Regions from separate parts of the Homo sapiens genome. Here region 2 is linked to region 1. A link is a contact called in ENCODE Hi-C data. All regions are on one chromosome and are shown on one strand. Each heading gives the region's core, a stretch centred on a gene start or an enhancer-like site at or near the end of the contact. The rest is flanking DNA. Distances are from core to core; before and after follow the strand shown. Region 1 overlaps FNIP2 (folliculin interacting protein 2). Region 2 has its middle 25 kb from the start of RAPGEF2.

Region 1 (3,981 bases), core at 793-3,292:
AGAAAGATTCCACAATTACAGTAGAATCACGTTGTATTATGTGATGATGGCCACAGTGTAAAACAGACGGAAACAGTGCAGAAAGAAACATGTTGGTTGTCTCATTGCGGTTCATGTAGCATGACACATTTCAGGATAGGAGTTGTCCTCTGCATCTCCATTTCCATTCCCCCTAACCTCTATAAAGGCAGATGTTGGGGTTCAATTCATTTCACAAAATTCTAGAGTCAACAAAAAACTACCAAGTTTGATGAGAGGCATCTTAAATGGCTTGTCAGTAAAAATTCCTTGCTAAAACTCCCTTCAAATCTAGTGACTCTTTGCTGGGCATGGTGGCGTTCATGCCTGTAATCCCAGCACTTTGGGAGGCTGAGGTGGGCAGATCACTTGAGGTCAGGAGTTCGAGATCAGCCTGGCCAACATGGTGAAACCCCATCTTTACTAAAAATACAAAAATTAGCTAGATGTGGTAGCAGGTACCTGTAATCCCAGCTACTTGGGATGCTGAAGCAGGATAATCACTTGAACCTGGGATGCAGAGGTTGCAGTGAGCCGAGATCGTGCCACTGCACCCCAGCCTGGGCAACACAGCAAGACTCCATCTCAAAAAAATAAAATCTAGTGACTCTTAAATATGATGCCAGGTATATGGTATCATCCTCAAATAATTGCTTTCAATCCTCTTTCTTAAAATATTGACTATAGCAAAGCTGCCAACAACTTTTGAGTTTTTCAAACTTTCCCGGCAAATTAGCAAACAAAATTCTTACGGCTGTTTATATGAGAAATCTGGGACTTGCCACACATATTTGTGAATCATTGTTGCTCTGGTGGCAAGAGAAAACTTGCCATGTCTTTAAAGTATACCCCTTACACACTGAAAAGGAACTGAAACAGAGCACTTCAGAGTCAATTGTGCTTTACAGTTTCATATCTTGAAATTTGAATTCAGAAGAAATTCTCTGTACTGCTTTAGAATCACCAGGATGATTCTAAATGAGTATATCCATTTTATGTACATTTTTAGATGAGATAATTCTATTAAAAAAGGGAAGTCCTTAGATTGTCTGTGGTAGTTACTTAACAAGAAAGTAAGTACAGAAACTTGAGTGCATTGTTCCCTGGTGAGCTGCTTCACATAGATAAGCTGACCATGATTTTATGACCAGTCTTTATTTATAGCAGTTGGGATTACTGACTAGGAAATATAAAAATAGTCACAGATTTAGAGAGAGATATGCTAAGGCAACAGACCAAAGAATTCTGAAGAGTATAATAAAAGGTCATTAAAAGTAAGCGTAATGCAGGTTTGTAGGAATGGAAAGAATGTTTCTCACTGCTGCTCCTGGAAACAGTGTGAAAACCACTCTACCCTGATGCTACTTAATAGAAAATGTAGCAGTTGGACAGGTTGAATGAAGTGGGTAGAGAGAAAAAACAAACCCTAGTCAGCTGATGGTCTTGTGCTTTGTGACAAGCTTCACAGAGAGGTCGTAAATGGTTGGGTGTGACTCTGATGGGTTGGGTATTGTGGTCACACGTTCTTCTGCGCTTCCTGCATTCCTTCCCTTTTTACTGATTTTTACGTACCATGAGAATTTTTCTTTGACTAGTTAGAAGAGTTTATTTCTGCTGGCTGAGGGTAGAGATTTTGAGATATAATTCCAGACTGATAAGAGTGAATGAATCAAGGAATGCAGTGTTGTGTCTGATTTAGGGTTCAAGAACATTTGTCTTTTCCCTCTGAGGATACATCACTTACTAGGAATAAATCAGCAATCTTAATATAGGAGATTTTCATAGACGCTAACAACTGACATCAGCTTTTGTCTCGGTCATATTTGGATAAGCATTGATGACATAACAGGGTAAAGCACTTGTTATTAATCACCATAGCTAACTGTGTCCAGAATGACAGTGTTCCAGGCAGAAGATGAGGTTAATCCAGCTCTGGAGTCTGCAGGCCAGTCACTGACTGGGCAGCTTCTGAAGCCTTTTTTCCTCAAGTTCTGCTCAGCTCTGTGCTGAAGCGGAATGCTGGCTGAACTGGTCCCCACATCCCTGGTTCTCCTGTTATGACTCCTGTGGTGAGTCAGGCTCTGGCTTAGCCTTATCCTTTTATTGTTACAGTAACAAAAGCCAAATAATTGCTGAACAGTGATGTAGCAAGCCCTGGTGGGAATTGGAGAGAGCAATAACTTGTGACCCATCTAAGATTATAACTGTCAAAAGTCACCAAAGAGAATCCACCCTGTGGGTTATAAAAACACCCAAGGTTCCTGGGAATATTCTTATCTTTTATGAGTTCCCAAGGGGATATTTAGGTATCAGGTGTACACCCATCCATCAGCCTTATGTCTTTAAGGGTTTAAGAAAGGTTTTTTAAAAAAACTACTTTAGGTTTTTACAGAACAGATGTGAATGAAAATCCTTTTTTCTCACTATGCCATATCCTTTCACTTTCATGCCTCACCCTGTCCAAAGGCAGAAAAAGGAACTTAGTTAAGCTATTTTCCCACTTACTGATTTTCAGCTCTAGCATATGAGAACCTAGACTTAATACCAGATAAAATGGAAGGGACTTTGACTTGGGGATCTTCTCTACCCTGATTTTATGATCTGAGGGTCTTCTCTGCCTTAAAATCAGTGTCTTTGGGCACATCATTTCATCTCTCTGTTTTTGTTTTTTAAATAATATTAATTAATAATAATAATGATGGTAGATTGGAATGGTGTTTCCTGAGCCTCAACTTCAGATCCACTGAACCGAATTCCTAGAGGTAGAGCTTGTGAAGCTTTGTTGATTACACACACACACACAAACACACACAAAACTTCTGGGGTAATTCTAACAATGAGCCAAACAACTTGGAACCAGTGGACAGGTAGTGTCTGAAGTCCCTTCCAGCTAACATTCTGATAATCTGTCAGTGATCCATGAGTCCCGAAGTTAGAGAAATATAAAGGCTGGGCCTTGGGTAATCAGGGGAGTTAAAACTAGCTCAGTGGTAATCTTTTCCCATGTGAGCGAACAAGCCACGCGGGTGTTTGAGGAAGTACATTTTCAACAGAGAGAACAGGAAGTACAGAGATCTTAAGGCAGGAACATGCCTGGTGTGCATCCTAAAAAGAATATTGCCTCAGGGCAAAGATGATTTGGATTCAGAAAGTAAATGATCCTTCGTGGGAATGTGAATGGGGTGGAGGTGTACTGGTGGATGGTTTAGCGGCTGCACACTGTGATATGAGAGGGAGGCAGAGGTCACTGCCCCTAATATCTTTCCCACTGGACCTTGCTTGATGGCAAAAACTCCTATTATTAAATTCTCATTTCTTTCTATTTAAGCATTATTCTCTCTAGGCAGTAACTAATGTCTTACTGTGAACTATCTTAGGGGAACATTCCCCTCTGTCAGTAGGAGCAAGACCACATGTGACAGTTGGGTACATTCTGTAGAGCAGTGTGTGAGGACTGACCCTCCTTTTTCCAGCCGGGTAGATAGAACAAGGAGGAGACGGCCTGTAATTCTGCTGAACAGGGACAGACTTGATAGCTACATCTGAAGCTCAAGTTATGTGTCCTTGGTTCTCATCTTTACAGGGTATTCTGTAGCTGACTGTAACAGACAAAAGTGATCTTCAGAAAATAATCCTGTCACAAATTTTTAAACCAGTGCTTATTCCTGAAAGTTTCTATATCTTAAAAGTTCCTTTGACAACTGAAATTAAAAGAATTTTTTCCTTCAAAAAAATTTTAGAGCAGTTTTAGGTTCACAGCAACATTAAGCAGAAAGTACAGAATTCCCATGTACACCTTGCCCCCACAGTATCAACATCCCACACCACAGTGATATATTTGTTACCACTGAGGAATCTGTATTGACACATCTTTATCACCCAAAGTCCATAGTTTGCATTAGGGTTCATTCTTGGTGTTGTGTATTCTATAGGTTTTGACAAAAGTATAATGACATGTATCCA
Region 2 (3,612 bases), core at 891-3,390, 270 kb after region 1:
CTCAGAGGGTTATTAAAACAAGATCACACTTCCAATAAGCATTAAAACTTATCCTCAAACCTTGGTCTGTGTCATTCTAACACTTTCACTGATGGCTAAAGATTACCAACTCCCAAAAGATTGCTCTTTTGACCTATAGTTTTAATTCTGGGTGATAAGTTTACTCTGTTATTATTATACAGCATACAGCAAGCTATAATTAATTTCATGGTTACTTCTATTTTTGTAACTGCTGTTTTGATTTCTATTAGTTGAAATATCTATCTATGTAATGTCTTGTTACTAGAATAGTAATGGGACAACCAGCATATCATGAAAAAACCCAGCATATTATGAAAAGCATTTTATTTTAAATGCCTAATAAAAGCATGTTATTTTCATTTACAGTTTGAATACATGTTCACAATTTAAAATATAGGAAAAGTAGGGGTAAAGTCCTGATGTCCATTTTTTAATGGTAATAAACAGTAATAAATACTTTAAAACATACTTAAACAATTTTTTCCTTCTTTTCTTTCTTTTTTTCTTTAGAGATAGAGTCTTGCTCTGTTGCCCAGGTTGGAGTATAGTAATACAATCATAGCTCACTGCAGCCTCAAACTCCTGGGCTCAAAGGATTCTCCCACCTCAGCCTCCAGAGTCGCTGGGATTACAGACATGCATCACCATTCCTGGCACTAAACAGATTTTTTTTTTTTTTGAGATGGAGTCTCGCTCTTGCCCAGGCTGGAGTGTAATGGTGCCGTCTCGGCTCACTGCAGCCTCCACCTCCTAGGTTAGACCGATTCTCCTGCCTCAGCCTCCCGAATATCTGGGATTACAGGCACCTGCCACCATGCCTGGGTAATTTTTGTATTTTTAGCAGAGACAGGATTTTGCCATGTTGGCCAGGATGGTTTCGAACTCCTGACCTCAGGTGATCTGCCCACCTTGGCCTCCCAAAGTGCTAGGATTACAGGCGCGAGCCACTGCGCCTGGCCTAAACAGATTTTCTTTTTTTTTGAGACAGAGTTTCGCTCTTGTTGCGCAGGCTGGAGTACAATGGTGCGGTCTCGGCTCACCACAACCACAATCTCCGCCTCCCAGGTTCAAGTGATTCTCGTGCCTCAGCCTCCCAAGTAGCTGGGATTACAGGTGCCTGCCACCACGCCTGGCTAATTTTTGCATTATTAGTAGAGATGGGGTTTCTCCATGTTGGTCAGGCTGGTCTCAAACTCCTGACCTCAGGTGATCTGCCGCCTCGGCCTCCCAAAGTGCTGGGATTACAAGTGTGAGCCATCACACCTGGCCCAGATTTTCTTTTAATGTGTTTTTCTTAGGAGGGTTTTTCTTGGGAGGGAAGGTTAGCTTCTTTGGTTTCTAACCCAACGTTTGAGGTTAGTAATACTTTCTTATAAATTACTCTCATTATTTAATAAGATGGCATGCTTTATAAACCCAGCTGTATTAGAAATGTATAATCAAATTTTTCTTTTACACTTTTAAAATTTATTGAAAAATTTCTTTCCTTAAAGCAGATGTTACCAAACTCAGGAGACCAAAGTCCCATTGGTTAATTCATTTCGAACTCAGTGTTAAAGCATGATACAAAGAGATCTTTAATTACCTAGAAAGAAACTCTTAGGTAACAGAGTGATGATGACTAATATACTGGAAACAAAATGAAAACAGAAGCTTTCAATTTAATGGAACAAAGTAATATCCTGTCAAATAAAGTACTGAAACTGAGATATGTAAACCAATGCTATTACGGTAGCAAACAGGTGGCACTTTCATTTTCTTTTCCAATTACCAAAGAGGGGATGTAATCAAGAGTCTCAAGTTTATATATAAATAACATAGAAAAAAAGGCAAGCTACCTCTAAAAATCATATTTTTAAATGTGAAAAAAAGCAGAGGACTGGGGAGACAGATATTTGAAAGTTAAATCTAAACTTTGATTTTATTTTTTTGATTTTGCTTCAAAAATTAAATGGAAAGTAAAGGGGGAAAATCGGAAAGAACAGCATACAAATAATGTTTGTTAAAGAAAGTTTTCAGTGTATTATGTATTTTACGTCATGATTCCTGTGCAGTCATGAGCACCAAAGCTTGCTCTGAGATCCAGAACAGTGCCTGGCTTTGTAGTACATCTCCAATAAATATCCCTTAAATAAATAAATAAATCCCCAAGCAATTGGCAGGAATCCAGACTAGAACTTGATAGCACTAGTTCTACACCAAGTTTCTGAATTTCGAAAAGATGAGAGTGCGGAGTTCCTACTGGCATGGAAATGGCTCTGTCCTAAGGGCAAATAGTGCCCCAGTGGAGAAACACTGAGGGCTTCAAGACTTCCTCTACTCAAATGCCAATATTTTTCATATAAGCACTTCACTAAGTTGGTCAGCACTTTTTATCTTAGGCTGAATAAATTTGAGAGAACCTTCCAAAGCCTGGGTATTTAATGGAGAATGGCTGAGGGTTAGAAGGTGAAGAAAGCTTGATGACTGCATGGGTGGATTGTAAGGAAAGACATGGGATTGTGTGGGTGGATTGTAAGGAAAAGCAGGAAGTAAAAAGACAAATTTCTCACTTGACATTGGAGATAGAGGTGGTCCTACACAACTTGAACATTACCTAGTTTCCTAGATCAATATGATCCAGTGGACAAACTAATTTGTCATGTAAAAACCAACTGGAGGCCAGGCATGGTGGCTCATGCCTGTAATCCCAGCACTTTGGGAGGCTGAGGCGGGTGAATCACTTGAGGTCAGGAGTTTGAGACCAGCTTGGCCAACACAGTGAAACCCCATCTCTACTAAAAATACAGAAATTAGCTGGGTGTGGTGGTGCAAGCCTGTAATCCCAGCTACTCAGGAAGCTGAGACAGGAGAATCACTTGAACCTGGGAGGTGGAGGTCGCAGTGAGCTGAGATCATGCCATAGCACTCCAACCTGGGTGACAGAGTGAGATCCCATCTCAAAAATAAATAAATAAATAATAATAATAATAACTGGAAACTTTAAAACACTGTCATGGTGTGTTTGTGTCCCTCCCAAAATTCATGTGTTGACATCCTAACCTCCAAAGTGATGTTTTTTAGAGGTGTGGCCTTTAGGGAGGCAATTAGGTCATGAGGGCTCCACCCACATGAATGGAATTAGTGGCCAAAAAAAGAGACTCCAGAGAGCTTCCTTGCCCCTTCCACCATGTGAGGACACAGCAAGAAGCTGCCTTCTAAGAAATCAGGAAACTGATCCTCACCAGACACCGAATCTGCTGGTGCACACCCTGTTCTCAGGCTTTCTAGCTTCCAGAACTGCGAGAAATAAATTTCTGTTTTTTATAAGCTACCCAGTTCCAGGTATTTTGTTATAGCAGCCTGAGCAGGCTAAGACAAATATACTGATTTCTGTTCAAGAAGTCTTCTAGTCAAGAAGACTTGGGGTTTTTGTATTGGCTGTTTTCATGGCAAATTGTTTGGTTTTACCAAGCCAGAGATCAACCATATATTTAAAGCACAAAAATTTGGAATCCTGAATTTCATTTGGTTTCTGCTTTAATTTGGTGTTCTATGTGAGTTCTATATTTGGCACATGAAAATTGTCACAGGATATTACTTTTTACTTTT

The links. A loop is a pair of places that touch in the nucleus more often than their neighbours do. Pooled maps may share reads with other maps.
Region 2: a map with no recorded cell type shows a loop between it and region 1 (8-fold over the local background). The contact joins two enhancer-like sites. A Hi-C loop is called at or near these places in 2 of 37 single-sample maps with no recorded cell type and 9 of 50 pooled maps.

The regions. Positions count from the first base shown.
Region 1 is chr4:158,808,854-158,812,834 of GRCh38, forward strand. All of the region lies in intron 1 of FNIP2 (folliculin interacting protein 2), which reads left to right. Among named protein-coding and RNA genes, the nearest start is that of FNIP2, 42 kb to the left of the region's middle. RefSeq lists a silencer at 2,004-2,298. Within about 2 kb of position 2,043, at least 30 of the 41 ENCODE cell types and tissues checked have a DNase peak (open chromatin) inside an H3K27ac peak, as active enhancers do.
Region 2 is chr4:159,076,156-159,079,767 of GRCh38, forward strand. It overlaps a transcript of SPMIP2 not described here. Among named protein-coding and RNA genes, the nearest start is that of RAPGEF2, 25 kb to the right of the region's middle. RefSeq lists an enhancer at 1,596-1,745. Within about 2 kb of position 2,141, at least 5 of the 41 ENCODE cell types and tissues checked have a DNase peak (open chromatin) inside an H3K27ac peak, as active enhancers do.